Linked DNA regions of Homo sapiens: region 2 is linked to region 1. A link is an interaction called in ENCODE POLR2A ChIA-PET data of the cell type or tissue named here. Cell type or tissue: PC-3. All regions are shown on one strand. Links, peaks and the distances in the headings refer to the core of each region. The heading gives the core; the rest is flanking DNA. Region 1 has its middle 20 kb from the start of LINC01871. Region 2 has its middle 200 kb from the start of LINC01871.

Region 1 (12,838 bases), core at 1,791-9,790:
CCCAAGATTTCATTTACTAACAAGTTTGATCCTAAGGTAAAAATTTGGGGTAAGTCCCTTCCTTAAAATACGTTGATCACTCCTCAGAAAATATAGTGATTCAGATAATCAATCCAGCTTCAATTTAATTGCATTAAAGACTGAAAGTAAAGTTTGCCAGGTTAGTGCTGAAGGAAATGTTTACCTGATAAGCAGAGGTGCAAGTTTGCCCATGACAATCTGTGTGTCTATGTCTGTATCTTTATCTATTTAATACATTATTTTTATTCTAGAGAATTTGAGCACAGACAAGCTATAAAACATGCACGAGAACATACTCTACAGAGATTAAAGTATCTCCAAAGACATGAAAATAGAAAGCATCCTTTCTACTACAAAATGAATTTGACTCTCTAAATTAACAGTGTTGGCCGGGTACTGTGCCTCACACCTGTAATCCCAGCGCTCTGGGAGGTCAAGGCAAGAGCATCATTTGAGCCTAGGAGTTTGAGATTAGCCTGAGCAACATAATGAGATCCTGTCTTTATATAAAAAGTAAAATAAAAATAAAAATAAAATAAAATAGCCGTGTAATTTATTTTTGAGTAGTTGAATTATTTATTAGATTATTGCAGCTTATCAGACAAAGACACAAACTAAGAAATAAAAAGACTCACACCACGTCTAAGATATTACTAAATTCAACACCAATTTAAACAATGACAGATATAACAGCTGAGTTCTCTTTTGGGCTATAATACTGGAAAAATATATACTTTTGGCCAAATAATTTAATTACATTAAATTTTATCTTAATAGGCTACTGAAAGATTAAAAAGATAAATGTGAAGATATTTTGTAAACTATAAACTACTATTAAAATGTGAGGGCTTAATTTCATTTACAGTGTTACTGTTTTATTGAAGACTTCTTAAGTGGACAAACTATGACAAATCTGAAGCAAGTTTTTTTAAAATTCCATATTCTATAAGTTATTTTGAAATATTGGTGAATATGAATATTATTTGTTTATTCCTAATATGTTTATATAGCATGTAATGTTTTATATAATATATTCCATTATATTAACAAAATATATAATATGTTAGTTAATACATAATATATAACATTAATATATGAAATACTAAGAAAATATTCATAATAATATATTGATATATAATATAATCACATATGTTGAATTATATTAATCTAACATATAATATAGTATGTTATATTTATTATATATTATATATAATTTGTCTATACAGAGAGATATTTGTATCTTTTTAAAAATGCTATGTTGTAAATATTTTGCAATTTAATGAATAATTGCTGTAAACTTGACTTTAGGTGAAGGTATAATAGTTAATGTTCTCCAAGTTCCCAAATTTTCATTATTTCCATTGTTTACTCATTTAGTTGGTAATTGTTTCTATTTGTTGCTCATTTTAATGTATTTTACATTTTTAAAATCATAAATGATGTGGTATTAATACTTTTTATGCACAAATTATTATCAACATCTTTGACTATTTTGTTAGGATTCCCTAGAATTTTCCAGAATTACTGGGCTAAAGTTTTGTACTTGATAAAAATTGACATATTATTTTAGGAAAAGATTGCAAGTGTGTACAAATTCGAGCTTTTACAGGTAAATGAGAGAATTCTTTTCACATGTCATGCTCTCCAGCATTAAGGGGTTTCCAAAGTTACTTCTAATTTGTAATGCAAAAACAGCTTTTATTACCTTAATTACAAGATTTTATCATTATAGAGCTGCCCTGTCCAAAGCTGTAGCCACCAGCCACATAATTTAATTTGAAATTCACTAACTTACATAGAATTAAAAAATTTAGCTCTTCAGCTGCACCAGCCACATTTCGAGCACCCAGTAGCCCCATGTGGGCCACAGTGTTGAGCATCTCAGAACAGGACACTTCCATTGGTACAAACATTTCAGCTGCTATAGAGGCTAGATTTTATTTTTATAAATTAATAGCTAGTTGTAATTATGTTCTTTCATTTGCAATTGATCGACACAGACACATAACTCAAACCTGCTTAGAAAATAAAATTAAGGATAATTCATTAGCTCATTTCATAGGCAGTCAGGGTGGATATGGATTTCCAGGCATGTCTTAGCATGCTATTTTAAACAATGCTTCCATCTCTCTACAAAATCAGTAACATATTTTTTTTTTCCATTTTCTTCTATCGGTCTCCATTTGGTTGCAAAGATGACAGCTTGTGGTTTATTTCATTCTCGTAAATGTTCTGTCATTAGCAATTTGGTCTGACTTATTTTAATCACATAAATTCATTATGGAAGAATTTTTTAAAGGCTTATTATAAAAATTGTTTATAGTATTCAATGTTTCCATTCAAAATATAATAAACCCTGTATATTATTTGTATTTTACAGATCATAGAAATATTTTTGTTTTCATATACTTTCTACATAAATCTTGCAAAATTTATAGCTAGGTACTTTATGTTTCTACTACTATTTTGGATAGGGTCTTTTTTTCATTTTATTTTCTAAAAGCTTACTGCTCATTTCTAAAAAAAATATTGAATAATCTGTATCTATATTTTATCTGTTTACTTTGCTTATCTAAGTTATTGAGTCTAACATTTTTTTCAGTTGATTCTCTTAGGCTATCTAAGGTATAATCTAAGTATATTCTTTGAATTATAAATGGACTTTTTAAAAATTATTATTTCAAGTAGTTCCCGTTATGTTGGTTCTTGTCTCTTTTCATTCACTAGAACATTCAGAACTATTTTTAAAAATTTGATTTTAAACATTAAGAGTGCTTGCAGTTGTATACTTCGAAAAATTCACCTTGAAAAGACGAAATACAAATTTGAAGTGAGTTCTTTAAATCTTTATTTGGTCCTATATAGAACAATGAAAGGTCTTTGTTGCCATTTTTTTAAGAAAAATCGTATTGCTAGAGATTCACTTTTCTTTCTTCTTGTTGGATGACTAAACAGGAAGAGCGTAGAGCTGCCAAGCCAGGCTTTGCTCAGCTGCATCCTGCCCAGCCTCAGGCGCTCAGTGACCTCAGTAGGATCGGCTGCTCCTGTCTTCGAGCCATCTCTTGGCGAAGGACTTTCCAGGTTCCTCGGCAGGCAGTTGACGATGTAGCACCAGGGGACTCCTGTCCCTTGGTCACGTCCCTTTTTTCAACGTGACCTCAGTCTGGTCCTCTCCAGGCTGTCTTTACTGAGGACAGGCCATGCAGATCCCTGGTCAATCTTGCTCTGCACCCAGGTTGTCAGCATCCTCAGGGTCCACATCTTTCTCCCCTGTACAGAGGGGCTGGAACCCTGCTGTGGCTGGATATGGGAACAGCCACCCGCTGTGGTGGGAACAGATGTCATAGGGCTGGCCTTCAGGAGCTGTGGTCGAGCTCTCATTTCTCACCACACTTTCACACTATTAGTTGTTTAGAGGTACTTTACGGCTGCAGAGCGTCTGTGACGGCTAAAATTGTCTGTTTTACTGGTTACAAAGGGCCTGTTCCAGAGTCTGAATTTAATGGAATCTCCACGCTCTCTCGGCAGCCCCACAGCCTCTCCAACGCAGCGTCACAACGTTTCTGGACGTGGATTGCTTTGTAAATGTCTTTAATTTCACTTTTCACTTTCAAAATACCAAAACTTGAAATGTATATGATAGGTTGCTTGTTCAACATGTAATACAGAATTATGATCGGTACACATATCAAAGAAAAGACCTTGGACCTATAGTGAATTAATGATGAACAAACGTATTTTTGCATGTTTTAAAGTAACACAAAAATTTTAGCTTAATAACCTATTTTTAATTCCCAGTGTTAAATTCTGCTAAAAAAGTTTAGCCTAAAGCTGTCTCCTTACATATTTTAAATTCAGCCTGAAGGTTTCTTCACGTACAGTGAACTGAAACCTAACTAGATGTTAAACAAACTGGAACCAACCCTTGTGCCCATTACTGAGTTTTGGCCAAAGGCAGCCAACTGTCCAAACCAAGTTCAAATAAGACACTACCCAGCTGTAACAAGTCTGGCTGTTTCTGACCTCACTTCCGTCTTTTCTACCTGGGATTTCCTTTTTCAGTCTTTTTTGTTTTAAGACAGAGTCTCACTCTCTCTCTCTTTTTTTTTTTTTTTTTTTTTTTTTGAGATGGAGTCTCGCTCTGTCGCCCAGGCTGGAATGCAGTAGCATGATCTCGGCTCACTGCAATCTCTGCCTCCCGGGTTCAAGCGATTCTCTTGCTTTAGACTCAAGAGTAGCTGGGACTATAGGCACCCACCACCATGCCCCACTAATTTTTGTATTTTTAGTAGAGATGGGGTTTAACCATGTTGGCCAGGCTGGTCTCAAACTCCCGATCTCAAGTGATCTGTCCCCCTCGGCCTCCCAAAGTGCTGAGATCACAAGTGTGAGCCACTGCACCCGGCCCTTTTTCAGCCCTTAAATCTTCCCCAATCACCCAACAGCACCAGAGTCTCTCTGGTTCAGGGAACTGCCCAATTTGCAAATCATTGTTTGCTCAATTGACCTCTGTGAAATTTAATTCGTCTAAGGTTTTTCTTTTCACAACTGTTATTTGTGTGCATTCTCAAATCTTGATAGAAATCTTTTTGAAGTTTTATAGAATTAATTGGGTAGCAGTCCATGTGTCTGTGCTCTGGATTTTATTAAATATTTTACAATTAATCCTTTGTTAAATTTTGAAACAAAAAATCCATAGTGTTATACTTGTTAGCATTCTACTCATTCTTTCTACTGTTTTGGCAACTTAAAAATATCTAGAACAGGCATGGTGGCTCATGCTTGTAATCCTAGCATTTTGGGAGGCCGAAACAGGAAGATTAAAGATTGCTTGAGCCCAGGAGTTCAAGACCAGCCTGGGCAACAGAGCAAGACCCAATTCTGCAAAAAATATAGAAGAATTAGCTGGACATTGTGGCATGCTCCTGTAAGGCCCAACTACTCAGGCGGCTGAGGATAGCTTGAGCCCAGGAGGTTGATACTGTGGTGATCCACTGCACTCCAGCCCAAGTGACAGCAAAATTCTATTAAAAAAAAAATCCAGGAAAGTATCTATACAACAAGATGTAAAAGTAATTGGCATTTAACCCCGCACCTGACAGCCTTTCAGGTTTTATACACTACTGTTATTATTCACTATTATTATATGAACTTTATGATTTTTAATACTTTTATTTTTCTGTGTCATAGATTTGCTCTCTCATTTTCATTATTTCAAAAAATTGATCCTTAAAATTTCTGATCTATCTTGCTATTTTCCATATTTTGATAAGTTTTATTCACTTTCAGTTCATTCTTTTTGTTTTCCTTAGAGTTGTCTTTTATTTTTCAGTTTTTTTGAAATCAATCTCTGTTTCATATCTATTTGTTATTCTGTGACAAATAGGGTACTTTAGGATATGAATTTAACTCTGGATATAAATTTGGCAGCACCCCTTATGGTATATAACTGTAATGAGAGGCAGTTTTTTATTTTAATTTTTATTTAGATTACATATGCATGTTCCCTGTGTTTCAGAGCTACATGTGTGTTTCTCATCTCTGACTAGATGAGGGACCTCTCCCGGGTTTTAGATATCCATGGGCTAATGTCTTTCCTATGTGATTCTAAGTTCAGATGGAAGTGCACAGCTCTCCCTTAAATTATGTTCGGTTGAAGGTTTTCATCAGTTTTATTTTGCTAGCTTGAGTTTGAATCCTCCAATTGGTCAGTGTCTGACTATAGTAGAGAGTTTGAAGCATCCTGCAATTCTTTTTTGAGCTGATTTTCTACACGAAAGTGAATACAAGCTGCATCCATTGCCCATGAGCTTTTTCTTTTTGCCACTGCCTAGTTCCTTAAGTTAAAAAAAAAAAAAAAAGAAAAAACATTCTGCTTAGAAGGTGAGTATCCCAAGATGCAAGACTGCTCTGCTCATGCCCTTTTTCTTCCTTGTCTCATGGGCTGGGAGTCTGAGTGGGAATAGACGGGGGGTGCGTGAGCTGGTATGGAACACTGGGCCACTCAGGTAGCGTGTTCACTCAGCAAGAGGATCTCTGTCTCTGTTCATCAGTATTTGTTTTTGTTTACTTATTTTTTTATTGTTTGGTTGTATCTTGGCTCATTTTACAGTCACTACAAACCCTGAGATCCCTAAGAAGAGGCAGGCAACAGAACAGTGTTCAAAAGTCTTTTCCTACCATTTTTGGAGCCATCTGGCTTATTTTGACATGCAGGATAGAAAGTGGGATATTTAGTCCAAGAATATATTTCTTGGTACCTACACACATAGAAGATATATGTAGGGGGAAATACTGCCCCTTCTTGAGTCTATTGTCCATTTTTATCTCTAATGTACTGTGTTGATAGATTTTACTTTAATATGCCTTTATGGGTATTTTAATGAGATGGAAGGAACATTATCTGCCATGCTAAATGGAAGCCTCCTTTAATTCTTGAGTAACATGAGGAATTGGTAGGGACTTCTATTGATTGGAAGCATCTGTTTTGTCAGTATGGGATTCATTTCAGTCTTGGAGATAACCTTAAAAGCAGTATGAGAGAACAAGGAGGAATAGAAATCACTGTCACTTTTGTAGCCCTAAATCTATTGTTTCTCAAAGTCTTGAAGCTGTTCTAGCAGTTTAATTTGATTGGTACAGATGTGAAAGTGGAGCAGCCCTTGGCCTTGGGCTATGCGCCTGTGATTTATTTATTCAACAAATATTTATTGTGTGCCAGGTTGCATACTCATCACTGAGTACAAAATGGTCAGAAAGACACTTGGCTCCTGCCTTTTCGGTTACATATCTTAATGAGGAGGCAGACCAAAACCAAAAACTCTGCAGCAGCATGAGTAAAGAAAAGTCAATTGAATAAAAGCATTGGCAAGTTGCATTGTGTAATGAATAAAAAACTAGATACGTTTTTAAAAATATTAAGTAGAAAGCCGTTTTCCTCTGGTCAGGGAAGTCCTCTTCAAGACAGTGATATTTAAACAGAGCCAAGCTTTGAGAATTAGAAGCGGTTAAATGAAAGGTAAACAGAAACCACTATCGGTATAGGTAATAGCATTTATAAAGGCCCAGAGAAACGAAAAGAAAAAAAAAAAGAAAAAAAACCCAAACCATAAAGCTCTGTGTTTGAGAGTCAGAAAGATAACCAATGTAGCTGGCGGTTCTGACCAAACAGGAGTGTGGCAGGAAATGAGGTCAGTGAGACAGGCAGGGGCCAGATCTTGCCTGGAATTGTAAGCATGGTGAGTTTATGATGAGAAGGTCCTAGTGAGAACGTCATGGTGACAAGGTTGTGGTAAGATGGTCATGGTGAGAAGGTCATGGTGAGAAGCTCGTGGTAAGGATGGTAAAGAAGTATTGGAAGGATTTATATAGGACAGTAATATGATATCAGTTTTGTAATTTATGAACATTACTTTTACTGCTGTTGTAGAACAAATTAGAGAAACGTAAGTTAGGAACCCTGTTAAGATGGTGCTGCAATAATCCAGTGAGAGTTCATGGTGACCTCTGTTTTGATAGGCAAGGGGAGAGATGAATTGGTGCATGTAGAGAGAGGTCATTGGCTTAGTGGTAGGCATGTAAGGGGTTTTGAGCCTGATGACCTCTATTTGCAATGATCATGAGGGTGCATGTAGATGGATGGTAGAGGTCTGATTAACAAGAAGGTTTGAAAAACTAGTACTGGGAAAACATAATTTTTTGGCTACTATATAGCATCAGTTAAGGTTTGAGATCATGAGTTTAAAATGAATCCCCTCCGATTTAAAGTTATACCCAGCCATTAGAGAGACTTACCATATGTTGACATGAGTCCTTGCCCTATTACTACACCTGCTGCTAATTCTTGGGCTGGTAATTACTTTGCTGGTGCAGTTTTTGTGCCCTGGGACAGCAGAGCTTGGCTATTTGGCATGCTTCTTTCAAGAAAATGCCAACTTTTACCCCAAAAGTTCCCAAATAAGACTCTGTCTGCAAAATATTGTCAGTGTTTACTGTCCTACTTCTCCAAGAAACCTTTGAAAATCCTGAAATCTGAACATCCTCCTCCCTTCCTCACAGTAGTCTTTGTGTCTTTCTACTAAAGCATTGTGACTTTGTGCCACTGTCTGGCCCCGCCAACAATCCCTGAGCCATCTCATGCCGTACTGGCTTTCTCTCTGAGACTGTGCTGTCTTTCTTTTTGTCTTTGGTATATAACACATGTTGACCCTTTTTCTCAAAGTTCTAACACCCACTTATTTTTCAGGTTAAAAATACCCATGAAAAGGTATTTGTTAACACTTCCTACTAGTTTATGTACCCTCTGCATTCAAAAATATGTACCACTTTTCTCTGGGAGAGGACAATCCCTTCTCACCTATAGGTATCTCAGGGCTTAGTCATGTGACTCACCTTTTCCCAATGAGGTGTGAGTGGAAGAGACACTTGTCACTTCTAGGTGGAAGCTTTCAGAGCTGTCACTTTGTTTACATACTCTTTCTTCTCCAACCCCTGAGCTCTTAGACGCATGTGTCAATGATGAGATAGCCATCAGTTCAGATCCTTTTTTGACTACAAAGAACAGAATACCACTGTTTACCTGTAATGGGCATGTAATGTGGGAAGGAAACTTTTTTTTTTATCATTAAGTTGGTTGTTTTTTTGGATTGTGTAGTGCTGGAGCAGAACAATTTGTACCAAAGAAGGAATATAATCATAACAATAACTCTAAACTATGTGACATTGACTTTAGGATGGACAGCGAGCAGTAAGAAAACTCTTAACATTTGTAAGGATGATGATCCATATTAGGTTGCAGTGAAACACTTAGGAAAACTGCCATCAATGGTAAGTTGGAAGACAAATCAGTTTCTAATAAGAGCATAGGTTTAGGCAAATAAATGGGAAGAGAGACTTTGGTAACATGGTTTGGTTGCTAAAGGTTACATTTGACAAAGGTCAATGAAAAAGAGATGAGATCAGAAAAAAAATTGTTCAATTTACAAGCAGGAAGAAAAGGAATGGAAAATTCCTAATTCAATGACTTGAAGGGTTGAGAAATATAAGCGACTCTCAGTCTCCAAGCATTCAGACTCAGATTGATGAAAATTCAGTCTTGAGGCAAGGAACAAATCAAGAAGGTCATTATCCTCTTTGTTAAACTACCAACATTTTGCTGAATTACTTTAATTAGACATAATGTTTCAGGTATAAAGAGAATTGGCTTGGCTCTTCCATGAAACTGATAGGCTCAAAATACCAGCAATTAACTCTACTGAAAGAAAAATGCATGTCTGAAAAATAATTTTGGATGTGACTACTGAAACAAAGTAGATTTGAAAGAGTTGTATTTTTGAAGATCCACCAGTGTGGTCTAAAAGCTACTGACCTTTCAGGACTTAAGGCTTGGGCCCCCAACCTTCTCTAGGGAGAGAGCATGCTGGGAAACCTGTGCAGCCCTAAAGACAGATATTTCCTATTGACCTCCTCATATGTGGTCAATATGGTAATTAAAAAGAAGAAACAATTTGAACAATGGCTCAAGAAGTAGAACAGAAACTTAAAAAGCAATGTCTGTCAGTGGGATTTCAGAGTGTTCATTGAAATTATACAGTCCTTCTATCATTGTGTTTTGCTTGTAGGGAAGAAAGTAGTTTTTGTTTGTTTTGTTTTTGCTTTTTGTTTCGTTGGGTTTGTTTTTGGTCAGTATATAGATGTCCAAAGCCAAAACAGCTGCAGCCAGACCTGCCTGTGAAATAGTCATAAGCTCCTGGACTTTGAGCCTGATACCAGGAGTAGGCTTTGGATGGTTCCTTTTGGGGAAGGAGTGAAAGTATTTGCAAGTGGAAAGTAAAAAGTGAATGTTGATAGCTGTCTGCTGTCCCTCATGCATGGAGGGCGCTTCCTTCTTCATTGATGAAGGGCATGGCTGGGAAAACGGGCAATGCCTTGGCTGAGAAGTGCACAGAAATCACTTGAAGAATCAATGTGGTGATTCACTCTTTATCAGATACATGGTTTGCAATTGTTTTCTTCCATTCCCTAGGTTGCGTTTGCAACCTGATTATTTCCTTTGCTGTGCAGAACCTTTTTAGTTGACGTAGTCCCACTTGTCTATTTTTCCTTTGGTTGCCTGTGCTTTTGGTGTCATATCCAGGAAATCACTGCCAAAATCGATGTCATGGAGTTTTTCTCCTATATTTTCTTCTAGAAATTTTACAGTTTCAGGTTTTAAACATTTGTCTTTAATCCATTTTGAGTTTTTTTGTGTGTGTATGGTGTAAGATATGGATCCCACTTTATTCTTTTACATGTGGATATTTTTCTAACTCCATTTCTTAAAGAGACTGTAATTCCCTCATTGTGTGCTCTTGGTACCCAGGGTTAAGGCAAATCCAGAGCAAAGACATGAAAATTCAAAATTTGAAATAGCTTTAAAAATGGGCAAAGTACCTGAATAGAGATTTCTCAAAAGAAGACATACAAATAGGTAACAGGTACCTGAAAAGGTACTCAGCATCACTAATTATCAAGGAAATGCAAATTTAAAGCACAAGGAGATACCACCTCATACCTGTTAGAATGGCTATTATCGAAAAAAGCAAAATATAACAAGTTTTGGCAAAGAGGTAGAGAAAGGGGAACCCTTATGCACTGTTGATAGGAGTGTATAATGGTACAGCCACTATGGAAAACAGTTTGGAGATTTTAAAAAAAATTAAAACTGAATGACCATATGATCCAGCAATTCTACCTCTGTGTATATACCCAAAAGAAATCAGGATCTCAAAGAGATCTCTATATTCCCATGTTTATTGCAGGATTATTTACAATAGCCAAGATATGCAATAAACTCAAGTGTTCGTGAACAGATGAATGGATAAGAAATTTTCTATATGCATACTATCAAATATAATTCAGCTTTAAAAAAGAAGTAAATCCTGCCACCTGTGACAACACTGGATGATCCTGAAGGACATTGTGCTAAGTGAAATAAGCCAGGCACAGAAGGACAAATACTGCATGATTCCACTTATATGAAGTACCTAAAATAATCAAACTCAGAGAATCAGAGAAAATACAGTGGTTACCAGGGACCAGGGGGGAACAGAAATGGGGGATTGCTGTTTAATTGGCATGAAGTTACAGCTTTGCATGCACGTTGAGCACTAGCGGTCTGCTGTACAGTGTAGTGCCCATAGTCAACAGTGCTGTGTTATGCACTTGCAAATGTGTTAAGAAGGTAGATCTCATGTTAAGTGTTTTAAACACACACACACACACACAAACACACACACACACACACGGAGGGACCCAAGGAAGCTTTGCGGGATGGTAGTTATGACTATTACCTTGACTGTGGCGGTAGATTCACAGGTATATGTATGTGTCCAAGCTCATCAAATTGTATACATTAAATAGGTGCAATTTTTGTATGTCAATTATACCTCATAAAGCTTTTTTTAAAAAATTCAATTAAAGAAAGAAAGAAAAAAAAGAAAAAGCAAATGAATTAGTGTGTGGTGAGCTATGCTCTTTTTGTATCTTAGCTCTTGTAATTACAGAAGCATGCATTGAGACAGCACATGCAGGAACCTGGATTCCTGAGCGACTAAGAGTGACCCTTTGCTGACCAGCAACACATATGGGGTGGGGTGGGGTAAATGAGAAATAACTTTGCTACTCTCCAGCCAGGTCAGTTAGCTTCCGTTTGTCGGGTTCGCCTGTAGGCCCCATCCTATTCTAACTGATCCACCCTATTACCACTCACAGCATCCTACACATTCTCTCTCACCAGTAAGTATATCATTAGTTTTGTAACTTTATACGTATTGGGGTGAAAAACAGTACTACTTCATCAGGTAAATATGCTTCATGAAGGATGCTTTCTTTTTTTTAGGAACTTGCACTGATCAGACACTTAAGAGACAGCAGGTGGGGCCCTAAGAGTGTGAGCTGGAGGTGCAAGAAGAGACGGAAAAAATGGGCCATTATAAACCAGAAGCTGGAACTAGGGGCTCATCAGGAGAGCACAGAGATGAGCAAAGCTCTTGAGTAATTTATCAGACCAAGCTGGAGATGCCAGAAAAGGAAGAGGACTGTTCCAACTACAGGGAGTTTAATGCTCAGCTCTAAGTCTCTTGGTTGTCTTTGTAATGGTAACCACCTCCTCTGCAGGGCAGCCTCCAAGGAGTTCTGTGAGAGGGCTGTTCTTCCAGAAAGTATCAGGCCTGGGCCGTATGTCCCTGCTTGCTTTCAGGGACATGTGAAAGAACAAGCCCCAACAGAAAAGTAAATAATAAGAACACACTTAGAAACCAAAGGTGATGAGAAGAGCTAAAATCCCCAGGACTTACAGAGATCTTGAGAACAAAGGGCTTTTCGTGGTTGATGAGATGGGCATTTGGACAGGACTTCTCTGGGTCTTAAGGGCATGGTGATCCCAGCTGGTATCTATCCGGCTTACGTTTATTTGATATATATATCCCCTCCACTATTCTGCAAGCTCCCGGGGTAGAGGGCCAGGTCTGACTTGTTCAGCGTGTTTGTTCCCATGCCTGCTACAATCCCAGGCATAAAAATACGTGATGAAAAGAAAGTTGAATAAATGAACAAATGAATGAATTATTTATGTATAAATCTATCTTCTTCACTTGATTGGGAGTTTCAGAAAGGCGAAAGCCACATCCCATGTCTCTCAGCCATCTTTCTAACTAGGGGAAGTGTCAGTGTTTGGGGATGTATCAGTCTGTTCTCACACTGCTGTAATGACACTGGGACTGGGTAATTTAAAAATAAAAGAGGTTTAATTGACTCACAGTTCCACATGACTACGGAG
Region 2 (12,838 bases), core at 3,323-11,322, 220 kb after region 1:
ATGATACAATGGACTTTGGGGACTTGGGGAAAGACTGAGAGGGAGATGAGAAATAAAAGACTACACATTGGGTATGGTGTACATTGCTTGGGTTATGAGTGCACCAAAATTTAAAAATCACCACTAAAGAACCCATTCTTGTAACCAAACACAACCTGTTCTTCAAAAACCTATTGAAATAAAAAACATTAAAAAATAAAATAAAATAAATAACATATCTACTGCCATCCATTTTAGAATTCTAGAGAAAATGATGGATTTGTAACAAATGCAATGCAATGTAAGAATTTAAAAAATGCTATGCAAAGAGAAATGTGTGATTAAGAAAAGGCACTTTACAGCTTACAAATGCTCTGCATTCTCTGTCTTATGTGAAACTGATAATAATCCTTTGGAGTAGACTGATTTCCCTACCTTACCCTGCTTTATGTTTATGAATATGTGGCAGAAGGCAGGGATATTGAGAAGGGTCCTTTTGGCCAAGTTCACAAAGCTAGGAAGTAGCATGAAGAAAACATCAACTATAGTTGGCAGAATTCTGAGATGAGGATCAAGTTTTCCCATCTCCCTGGTGTGTAAGCCCTGCAGGTCCTCAGTACTATAAATAGGGTGAGCTATACCTCCCAGGATCAGGTTTTATTATATGATGCAGTTGACCTTAAGATAAAGTGATGATCTGGGTGGGTCTGACCTAATGATGAGAGCCCCTTAAAGGGAGAGAGTTTTCTCTGTCTGGTTGCAGAAAAGGAAGTCAGAGACTCAAAGCACATAAAGTTCTGATGTTCCCTTGCTGGCTTGAAGAAGGAGCCTGAGGAGAAGGAATGCAGGTAGCCTCTAAGAGCTAAGAACACCCTACAGTTGGCAGTTAGCAAGAGAGCGGGACCCCAAACCAACATCTGGAAGACACTGATTTTTGCCAACTGGAATGAACTCAGAAGTGATTTTTTCCCCCAGAGCCTCCAGCCAGAAAGTTGGCCTGGCCAACATCTTGATCTTGTAAGAGCCTGAGGACCCAGTCTCATCTTGTTGGGCTTCTGACCTACAGAACTGTGAGCAAATAAATGGGTGTTATTTTAAGCCACTAAGTGTATGGCAATTTGTTTCACAGGAAGTGAAAATAATACAATCTACCCATCTTTGAACTCTAAGAAGTACCAGAATTAGCCAACGTTGAGTGACTGCATAGTGCCAGACATCATTCTGGACAATTTCAATATTATCTCATTTTAAAATTTTAATTCCTGGCAATCCTTTGAGGTCAGCACTACTATCTTCATTGTACCACTGGCAAAATTGATGACCATGTTAAGACACATTCCCAAGATCTCACTTAATGGAGTTTAGGGGTGGGTGGAATTTAATCCAGTTTGCCTGAATCTTCATCCCTGTCTCTTTCTAATTCCATTTCATCTTCTCAAGTGGCAGGATCAGGGTTATCTCCACTGCACCATGGTGATTATTTGCCATGTAACGTGCAAATCTTATTTAGATAGAAAAATATGAATATTTACACACTTCTGCAAGAATGACATGGCAGAAATCAATGTCAGTATTAAACACAAAAATGCATTTTGCATATACATTTTTTTCCATTATTTTTGTATTCAACTGACTTCTTTACCAGTGCTAAATATTCATCAGTTATTGTAATTAGAACCATTTCACCGATGACAGTACTGAAGTTCAAGAAGCTTAGAGTATACAAATCTTGATAATTGATCTCTTGACTCCTAAAAGGTTATATCACAACTGATATGGTTTGGTTCTGTGTCCCTACCCAAATATCATCTCAAATTGTAATCCCCATGTGTCAAGGGAGGAACCTGGTGGGATGTGATTTGATCATGTAGGCAGTTTCCCTCATGCTATTCTCGTGATAGTGAGGGAGTTCTCAGGAGATCTGATGGTTTTAGACATGGCAGTTTCCTATGCTCTCACTTTCCCTTCTGCCTTGTGAAGACTTCCCATTCACCTTCCACCATGATTGTAAGATTCCTGAGGCCTCCTCGGCCATGAGGAACTGTGAGTCATTTAAAACTCTTTTGTTTATAAATTATCAGTCTCAGGTAGTATCTTCATAGCAGTGTGAAAATGGACTAATACAAATAATTGGTACCAGGAGTGGAATGCTGCTATAAAGATAACCCGAAAATGTGAAAGTGACTTTGAAATTGGTTAGAAACAGAGGTTGGAACAGTTTGGAGGCCTCAGAAGAAGACAGGAAGATGTGAGGAAGTTTGGAACTTTGCAGAGAGTTGTTGAATGGTTTTGACTAAATGCTGATAGTGATATCAGTAATAACATCCAGGCTGAGGTGGTCTCAGATGGAGATGAGCAACTTATTGGGAAATGGAGTAATGGTCACTCTTGCTATGCTTTAGCAAAGAGACTGGCAGCATTTTTCTCCTGCACTAGAAATCTGTGTAACTTTGAACTTGAAAGAGATGATTTAGGGTACTGGCAGAAGAAATTTCTAAACAGCAAAGCATTCAAGAGGTGACCTGACTTATTCTGAAAGCATTCAGTTATATGCATTCACAAAGAGATGGTTTGAAATTGGAACTTATGTTTAAAAGGGAAGCAGAGCATAAAGGTTTGGAAAATTTGAAGCCTGGCTGTGTGGTAAAAAAGAAAAAATAACTTTTCTGTAGAGGAATTCAAGCCAGCTGCAGAAATTTGCATAATTAATGAGAAGCTGAATGCTAATAGCTGAGAAAATGGGGGAAATGCCTGCAGGACATATCAGAGACCTTCATGGCAGCCTCTCCCATCACAGGCCTGAAGGCCTGGCAGGGAAAAATAGTTTTGTGGGTCAGGTCAAGGGCCACACTGCTCTGTGCAGCATTGGAACTTGGCACCTTGCATTGCAGCTGCTCCAGCTCCAGCCGTGGCTAAAAGGGGCCAATGTAAAGCTCAGGCTGTTGTTTCAAGGGGTGCAAGCCACAAGTCTTGGTGGCTCCCACATGGTGTTGGGCCTTGCATGGTGTGGGTGCATGGAAGACAAGAGTTGAGCTTTGGGAACCTCTGCCTAGATTTCAAAGGATATATGAAATGCCTGGATGTCCAGGCAGAAGTCTGTTGCAGGGGAGGAGCCTTCATGGAGAACCTGTACTAGGGCAATGCAGAGGGGAAATATTGAGGTTGAAGCCAAAACACAGAGTCCCCCTGGGGCACTGCCTCGTGGAGCTGTGAGAAGATTCCCAGCATCCTCCAGACCGCAGAATGGTAGATCCACCAACAGCTTGTACCATGCACTTGGAAAAGCTGTAGGCACTCATCAGCCTGTGAAAGCAGCCACAGGGGCTATACCTTGCAGAGCCACAGGGGGTGGAGATGGCCAATGCCTTGGGAGCCCATCACTAGCAACAGCATTCTCTGGATGTGAAACTTTGAATTAAAGTAGATTTTGGAGCTTTAAGATTTAATGACTGCCCAGTCGGGTTTTGGACTTGCATGGGGCATGTGGCTCCTTTGTTTTGGCTAATTTCTCCCATTTGGAATGGGAACATTTACCCAATGCCTGTACCTCCATTGTATCTGGGAAGTAACTAACTTGGTTTTGATTTTACAGGCTCATAGGCAGAAGAAACATGCCTTGTCTCAGATGAAACTTTGGAGTTGGACTTTTGGGTTACTCCTGGAATGAGTTAAGACTATGGGGGACTGTTGGGAAGGCATGAAGGTTTTGAAATGTGAGAATGTGAGATTTGCAAGGGTCTCCAGGTCTGACTCTCTGTCCCCACCCAAATCTCATCTGGAGTTGTAATCCTCTCATTTTGAGGGAGGGACCTTGTTGGAGGTGATTGGGTCACAGGAGCCAATGGTTTTCCCCCATACTATCCTCATGATAGTGAGGGAGCTTTCACAAGATCTGAAGGTGTTAAAAAATGGCATTTCCCCATGTGCACTCTCTCTCTCCTGCTACCTTGTGAAGAAGGTTCCTGCTTCCCCCCTTTGCCTTCCACCATGACTGTAAGTTTGTTGAGGCCTCCTTAGCCATGCAGAACTGTGAGTCAACTAAGCCTCTTTTGTTTACAAATGACTCAGCTTCTGGTAGTATCTTTAGAACAGTGTGAAAACAGACTAATACAACAACACTTTAACTTTATTTGAGACCATTTTTTTTTTCTGAAGAAGCCACACAGGGTAGTCTTCTAATTTTTATTTATTGTATTTAGTACTGCTTTTTAATTTTTTAAATTATTTTATTTTATTTGAGTCAGGATCTTTCTCTGTTGCTCAGGCTGGAGTGTGGTGGCATGATCTTGGTTCACTGCAACCTCTGCCTTCCAGGTTCAAGTGATTCTTGTGCCTCAGCCACCCAAGTAGCGGGAATACAGGTATGTGTCACCGTGCCCAGTTAATTTTTTTTGTATTTTTAGTAGAGATGGGGTTTTGCTATGTTGGCCAGGCTGGTCTCGAAATCCTGGCCTTGAGTGATCTGCCCGCCTTGGCCTCCCAAAGTGTTGGGATTACAGGCATGAGCCACCCCACCCTGCTGTATTTAGTACCCTTTTTAACAAGCATTTGTCGTCAGTTTTCTCCATGAAGGGTGGTGAAAGACTGAAATGATCTGAAAACTCTGCATATGAAGGTTAGCAGGCATGAGAAAGACAGTCTTCCTAAAACAAGGCTGCACTTAACTTCTGTTACAATTAAAAATATCATTCTCCTTCAGGGCAGGGATGGATTTCTGGCTACACGTAAGTCAGGCATCCTTGTTAAATTATCAGGCTACTTTCCTGTGGCTTTAATGAAGTGCCTTGTATCGTCATATTATCATGGTTTTCAAAAGAGTGTTGCTAAAAGAACTGGAAGGAGTAGAAAATAAGACATGAAGCTAGGCTTTCAAAGAAGCCATGAGGACAGCTGTGGAGTTCAGGGCTGATTCTACATGTGGGGCATCCCTTGCTCACAAGGTGGTAGGAACTCGGCAAGGACTAAGGTTTGTTAACAGGGAACCTCAGCCTCTCTCTCTCTCAATAATGGAAACTGCAGACTCAGGACATGTGAGGAATGTAATGGAGTATAACGTTAATGTGTCATGGCTATTGGAGTGGCCTTGGGGTGCCACTATTGAGCTGAAGAAGAAGCAGAGGAAACAAGTGTTCTGAGAGGGCAAAGTAAAAGCAGTGAGGAATAGAGAGAAAAGAGAACACAATGTTCTGGAGCAGAACCCAAGAGCAGGCTGGGGTCCAGGCAAGCTGCCAGGGGGCCACTGTCTCAAGGCTCTTATTTGGAATATTTGGTAGCCTCTGTGGTAAACTGAGCAGTGGTCACTCCCAAAGTGTCCATGTTGTAATCCCCAGAACCTCTGAACATATATGGCAGAATGGATTTGCAGATGTGATTAGGGATTTTATAATGAGAAGGCCATCCTGGATTATCTGGGAGGTCTCCATAAAATGACAAGGGTCTTTCTAAGAGGGATGTAGGGTGGTCAGACTGAGAAGGCAGTGACCATGGAGGCAGGTCAGAGTGGTGCAGCCACAAGCTAAGGCATGCTGGCAGACTGTAGAAACTGAAAGACACCAAAAACAAATTCTCTTCTAGAGCCCCTAGAAAGAACTAGACTTGTTAAGACCTCGATTTTAGCCCATTAGGTTCCTTTCAGACTTCCAACTACCAGAACTGTATGAGGATAAATTATTGTTGTTTTAAGCCACTAAGCAATTTTATATAGTGGTAACAGAAAACTAATGCATTTCATTTTATAAAAAAAAAAAGCCTCTGTGATAGTTAATGCTGAGTGCCAACTTGGTTGGATTGAAGGATGCAAAGTATTGATCCTGGGTGTGTCTGTAAGGGTGTTGCCAAAGGAGATTAACAGTTGTGTCAGTGAGCTGGGAAAGGCGGACCAATCCTGAATCTGGGTGGGCATCATCTAATCAGCTGCCAGTGTGGCTAGAATATAAAACAGGCAGAAAAATGTGAAAAGACTAGACTGGCCTAGCCTCCCGGCCAACATCTTTCTCCCATGCTGGATGCTTCCTGCCCTTGAATATTGGACTCCAAGTTCTTCAGTTTTGGGACTCCAACTGGTTCTCCTTGCTCCCCAGCTTGCAGACGGCCTATGTGGGACTTTGTGATCCTGTGAGTTAATACTTAATAAAATCCTATATACATATATAGGAGTTCTAGAGAACCCTGACTAATACACCTTCCAATCCAGGTTGGTTTTTCTATTTTATTTCTTGAGCTGGTTTTGACACAAAAGATAAAGCAAGAGAGAGAGAAAGAGAGAATAAGAGGAAAGGAAGAAAGGAGGGAAGGAAGGTAGGAAGGAAGGGAGGGAGGGAGGGAGGGAGGGAAGAAGGAAGGAAGGAAAGAAAGTTTTAAGAAAAATGTATAGCCAAAAAAAGACTTGACTAGATCATTCATTTCTACAAAGGACGGATGAGCTTCATCTTTATGAGTTCCTTCTGAACGATGAAGAACACTTATTTTTCTGCTGTGGATCCTTTGACTTCCTTTATTCCATAGCTGGACCTATGAAGAAGAGAGCTTGCTGGGGATACAGGGGCCCAGGGAGAGAGGAAAGCAAGGGAGCATTGCCTGCAGGCTCCCATTATAAAGAAGAGCCAAGGTAAGAGACCCATATTGATGTGAGCAACTCAGAAATCAACTACACAAGAGTGGCCACACCTACTGTATACTTGCCCCATGTCATGTGAGTGAAAATAATGTGCCTTATTGGAAAGGCATGTTTTCCCTTAGAAAACATGCAATCCAACAGGAAGAGATATGTTAAACTGACTAATAATGTGGCATAAAAGTTAACAACAATTTCCATTGTTGTGGGTAGAAACGAGAAAATGCAACCACACTATATATAGCCATGCACCTTTTTCCTATAACTTTTTGTTTTTTTTTTTTGAGGTGGAGTCTCTCTCTGTCACCCAGGCTGGAGAGCAGTGGCACAATCTCGGCTCACTGCAACCTCCGCTGCCCAGGTTCAAGCAATTCTCCTGCCTCAGCCTCTCAAGTAGCTGGGATTACAGGCACATGCCATCATACCCAGCTAATTTTTGTGTTTTTTAGTAAAGACAGGGTTTCACCATGTTGGTCAGGCTGGTCTTGAACTCCTGACCTCAAGTGATCTGCCGGCCTTGGCCTCCCAAAGTGCTGGGATTACAAGCGTGAGCCACTGCACCCAGCCTTCTTTTAACTTTTTAACTGATAGTGGCTCTGCTCTCTGGGCATCACCTGCCTCTGGGTATTCTTGTCAGTTCACTGTGCCCCTCTCTGAGTGTTCACAGAGTTCTACCCAGCTACTGTAGGCCCTGGGAAGAGGCAGGAGTCCTGCCTGCCCTCAGCCTCCCTTCTCCTTACCCTGTGACTGGTTGCCTACATTGGTTGAGTTGAATTTCTGCTACTACCTCTAGTGATATCCATTATTTCCATATCTAACAGTGGCCAGTAGTTGACTTCCCCTGAGCTGCTTGCATCAATATGGTTCTCTTACCTTGGCTCTTCTTTGTAATGGGAGCCTGCAGGCAACTCTCCCTTGCTGCAGGCCCTCTTCCTAAGCCCCTGCATCCCCAGCAAGCCCTCTAATCCATAGTTCCAGCTATAGGGGTGCCCTGGATCCTGATGAGTGAGTCACTTGGTGGTAATGGCTACCCTTCTCATCATCTTCTTGAATCATAGAGAATGTACTATTTCTCCTTGGTAGGTGATATAATTTGGCTGTGTCCCCACCCAAAATCTCATCTCGAATTGTCATCCCCATAATCTCCATAATCCCCACTTGTCAAGGGAGATACCAGGTGGAGGTAATGGAATCATGGGTGCAGTTTCCTCCATGCCGTTCTTATGATAGTGAGTGAGTTCTCACAAGATCTAATGGCTTTATAAATGTTTGGTAGTTCCTCCTGCGTTCATTCTCCTTGCTGCCACTTTATAAAGAAGGTACCTTCCTTCCCCTTCACCTTCTGCCATAATTGTAAGTTTCCTGAGGCCTCCCTAGCCATGCTGAACTGTAAGCCAATTAAACCTCCTTCCTTTATAAGCCATCCAGTCTTTGGCAGTTCTTTATAGCAGTGTGAAAATGGACTAATACTGTAGGCATAAGAATATTGGCTTCCCCAGAGACTCGATTTCAATGACACTTATGTTCTCAACCCCTTTCCTGATCATCTTTAGGTTTTAGAGGCAGGAACACTGGAGGTGGGAGGAGAGCTAGGAGGGAATGAGTTAGGAGACTGTGCTGGAAGGGTGGGGTTGAGGCTCACTTTCTGACTCACTCACTCCCTTCTCCAGGCAGCAGAATGAAAGGGGACATTGATCCCTGGGAATTCTGAAATTCCAAGGAAATGGCACTGTGTCCTTTCACTTCACTTGGTGATTTCCCCTGCTTAGTAAAGGAAAAAATTGTAGTGATGACTTTTTTTTCTAGTGTGCTTATTTGTGTTAGTTTCACAATGGTGAGGTTTCCACTGAGACATTCATAATCCAGTGCAGGGTCACAGGGAAATAAGTGTTGATGTCTCAAATACTTGCAATAAGCAACTAATAACTTCACCTCCATAGGAGAGTCTTTTACGAATCTTAATCTCAAAAAATTGATGTAGGAAGTAACTTAGATGATAAGCATCAATTGGGGTAGCTAGATTTAGCAAATAAAAATACAGGACATCCAGTCAAATTTGTATTTCAAATATCTAAAAATATATTTTAAGTAAAAGTATGTCACATTTAATATTTTGGACATATACTAAGAAATTTTGTTACTAACCTGAAAAATTGAGCTAAGCACCCTGCACCATATCTGGTAACCCTCACGCCAACTGTATACTTGCCCCATGCCATGTGGATGGAAAGAAAGTACCTTATTGTAAAAGCCAATAAGGCTCATTCTCTCCCTTAGAAAATACACAATCTAGCAGGGAAAGAGATATGTTGAAGTGACATAATAATGTGAAATAAAACTGCAATAATTGACACAGGTAATATTAATGGGCTCTGTCTGTCATGGTGTCAGGCACTGAGCTGCATCTTTTACATATATGACCTCCGTCAAGTCTCACAGCACCTTGGAAACAGCCTTCATTATTCTCATCACTTCTTTGTAGGTGAGGAATGAAACCACGTGAGGATAAATGAATTGCTAAGATTATCTGACTAGGGCTGAAGTGGGTTTCAGACACGGGCTTGTTGGCAGCTGCCTGCCTTTGAACCACACACACTGTCACGCCCACAAAGGTTACAGAAAGACAGCTGGCTGAGCCAACTGGACATGGGTTGACATAAAAAGACAGAAGGGGTCAGGTGTGATGGCTCACACCTGTAATCCCAGCACTTTGGGAGGCCAAGGTGGGTGGATCACCTGAGGTCAGGAGTTCAAGACCAGCCTGCCAACATGGTGAAACCCCCTCTCTACTAAAAATACAGAAAATTAGCTAGGCATGGTGGCATGCACCTGTAATCTCAGCTACTCGGGGGCCTGAAGCAGGAGAATCGCTTGAACCTGGGAGGTGGAGGTTGCAGTGAGCCAAGATTGCGCCATTGCACTCCAGCCTGGGCAACAAGAGTGAAACTCCGTCTCAAAAAAAAAAAAAAAAAAAAAAAAGAAGGGACGTTTGTATCTTGACAATTGGATCTTTAAGATTAAACAGTAATTTACTACATGGGTAAGAGAAGAGTGCCTGGATTTGGGGAGAGAGAAAACAGCAAGCAGCAAACATAGTAAAAGCAATGGTCTAAAGGTGTGAAATGTGTCATGGGTTTGGGAACAGGGAAGAGGTAACTGGAGGGAAATGGACACAGAGGAAGTGAGGTAATGGCCCATCTAAGGTTAGCAGAGACATATATGAGCCATGCCTATGAGTGGGAGCTTAATTCTGCTGAATAAGGGGGTGAACATCATTTGACATTTACTTCATAAAATTACTTTGGCTGTCAAAGAAGACGATGGGGTAGAGAACGGAGCACCAGGTAGAAGAAGACTGAGGAGAGATAAGTAACTGGAGAGGCTCCAACCGGTTGGAAAGAACACTGGGAAGAAACCCAGGTGGGACATTCAGGATGCAGGAGTTAGAAAGCAGTCACTCAACTCACAGAGGAGGGTGAAGATGATTCTTCCGCCCTGGCAAGCTCAGCTGGGAGGATGACAGTCACGCAGTCCCAGCTTAAACACACCTGGTCTGCTCCCATTTATTCTCCCCAGCAGAAAGACATTTGGACAAGTACGGTGTCTATGTTGCTTAACGTACTGTAGCATTTGAGAACGCGATTTTGACACCTTTTTGAAACTCTATAAAAATTCATCGTTGACCTTTTTTGTTTTCAAGGAAATCTAAGGAAGCTGATGAAAATGAGGGCACAGATGACTCAACCCCAGTTCTGGAGAAAGCTGACTCTACGGAAGCCTTTTTGTTTGCAATGAGTAAAAGCAGAAATATGACAACTCATATTGTCACTATAATAAATTACAAATTGATGAAATTAAAAACACTGTGGACAGAATCCAAAGAAATATGGCTCAAATTAAAATATCCACAAAGCATTCTCTGTGTGCTTCATTCTTCCTGAACTTAGACCACGGATTGACCAAATGGTTTCTGTCTATGTTCTTCTTTCCAGACCCAGCCCAACAAGGTCACGGAGTGTTACAGGAGAGCACCAATGAGCAAACTGAAGTTTTTTCTTGACGTTTGCATTTACATCTTCCCCAAACTCAGGAGCATAATCCCTGCTGCGAACCATTTGAATTCTTTTTAATAACTACGATGTGGAGTGAAAAATAGGCAGCTGTTGCCCACTCTTAATGTCTCAGAACAGTTCTGGCAACAAGATGTTGCTTTTTCATAATATTTTTCTTTTCTTTTTTTTTTTCTTCAGGGAAGGGATTTAAAATAATTTATTCTTAATATTATGCCTGTCTAATATGTGAGAGTAAAGATAAGCTTGACTGTGGTAATCCAAATAAATTGCTCAAGCAGAAGGCAGCTGGCTGGTGGGTAGCTGGGATCACAATGCCTCATGTACACCTCCCTTTATGTTTCCAACCCTCAATTAGAGGTTGGATTCCCGTGTTTGCTTCAGTACCTCATGAGCCTTTGAAATGCTATAGTAGATGAACTGGAGAAAGGAAGACGGTGATGGTGACGTGCTTCGCTGCCAAAGCAACATGCATGGTGTGCATTTCTCAACAGTAAGCACATTGATTCAAAGTCCAGGTGAGCAGGCTTCCGTTTTAGGCTCAGAGATTGAAGCATCATCTTGCATTCTACCTCTAATGATCTTCCAAGTACATAGGACCCTTCATTTCCTTAGAGCTGAGCTCATCTCTTGTTAACTTTCCTGGAGCAGACTTGGGAAGAGATGTGGAAAAGCACATGAGAATTTAGGAGGAGTGGGGTTCAGATCCAAGAGTACAATCTGGATGCCAGTAGTAGATCTTTTTAAAGGAAGCCACTTCTTTTTCTTTGCTTCTCACGTCTATCTGGTTAAGTATTTGCAGCTGAGATGTGATTTACATTTCACATTTGACACATTAATTTTAAGCCCATCATGTTGTTTGTTTCTGACCCAAACATAGATTCCACCTTTACCTCCAGACAATCAGAGGTTCACACAGGTTTTGTCTGTGTGTTTTTTTGTTTGTTGGTGGGGGCAGAGATGGTAAGTATGTATTTTAACACAAGAAATTACGTGTCATATACACACTATGACCTTAAGTCTGCCTCTGCCTTTCCTGGTTTTCACAGGACTCCTTCAGTCAAAGATGCATCACAGCCTCAGTTTCCCCTGAGGTATTGCAGCGTAAAGGAAAAGTATTGAAGTATATGCCTACAGCATGGATAATACACTAAAACAAAATGTACATGGAATCTGGAAGTCAGCCTATTGACCCTATGCATTTAGCTTGAACATTTTATCGTTGGTGAGTTTAGAGAAGCTATGAAATATTGCATATGCCAGAGGGCCCAAAAGGATGAGTGGCAATTAGCAATTAAGTGCTTTTTTTAAACCTGCACAGGATATGCAGTAGATCCACATTTCCACCAAATTAGGCTCAAGAAATTAATTTTCTAAGGAAAGGAACAGGAGGGCAGGCCTTTCCGTGGCCACAGTGTGGATGAAGCTGAGAAGCAGCTGCCAGTGGACACAGACTCCTCTCTATGTGAGTGTGCTGTATGGTAAAGACTTTCATTTTACAGATGTCAAAGGGAGTACCATTAAAAGTCACTTCACTTATCTTTGTCTCAATTTTCTTACTGTGAATATGAGAGGTTTGGCTTGAATTATATTTGAAGTACCTTTGTATCATCAGACATGAGGCTGTAATCCTTGGAATATGCAGGACTGGTTGTTTAAAGGACCCATGGGAGCAGAAGTGTGTTATTTATGCAGCCAGTAAGAAGACTAGGTACCATGACCCAAAGATCAGAACAAGGCTTACATATTCAACTTTATCCAGTTTTGTCTTTCTACTACTGTCTGGCCAAAATTTCTAAAACATAAAAGTAAAAATATCAATTTCTCTGAGTTCAAAAATGTCCAAAGATTATATTAACGTCTAAAAACGAGCCCAGCTTCCCAGCCTTGCCTTTTCCCTCCAGCCACAGCAGAGAACAGCTGCCATTCATCCTCTGTTCCCACTTCCATCCTTCTGCATCCCACAGCCAAATGTCCTGCACCAAACCTGGTGTCCCCAGAACATAGCTTGGGCTTTTCTGCCCCTGTGTGCCTTTGCATATACTTTAGTTATGATCGTCCTTCATCAGACACCTCCTTCCATCTGCCCCAGTCTGGACTTTCCGTGTGTGCCTTCTAGAACTCTCTACCACCTCCGTTCTGCATTCCAACTGTCTTTCAACAGCGTCATTCTGAT

What was found. ChIA-PET counts read pairs that join two places held together with the same protein. Peaks named below come from ENCODE experiments on the same cell type or tissue, not always from the same donor. Only the 100,000 strongest peaks of a DNase experiment are listed, where the experiment ranks them.
Region 2: POLR2A ChIA-PET joins it to region 1 with 6 read pairs; 1 of 35 experiments calls an interaction of 5 or more read pairs at or near these places.

Annotation. Positions count from the first base shown.
Region 1 is chr2:7,739,434-7,752,271 of GRCh38, reverse strand. No RefSeq gene overlaps it. Among named protein-coding and RNA genes, the nearest start is that of LINC01871, 20 kb to the right of the region's middle. In PC-3, for the core only: no CTCF peak of the experiment used is centred there; DNase peaks (open chromatin) are centred at 3,031, 6,741 and 7,261; H3K4me3 peaks cover 529 bases; H3K27ac peaks cover 4,739 bases.
Region 2 is chr2:7,521,358-7,534,195 of GRCh38, reverse strand. No RefSeq gene overlaps it. Among named protein-coding and RNA genes, the nearest start is that of LINC01871, 200 kb to the left of the region's middle. In PC-3, for the core only: no CTCF peak of the experiment used is centred there; DNase peaks (open chromatin) are centred at 3,995 and 10,265; H3K4me3 peaks cover 250 bases; H3K27ac peaks cover 4,090 bases.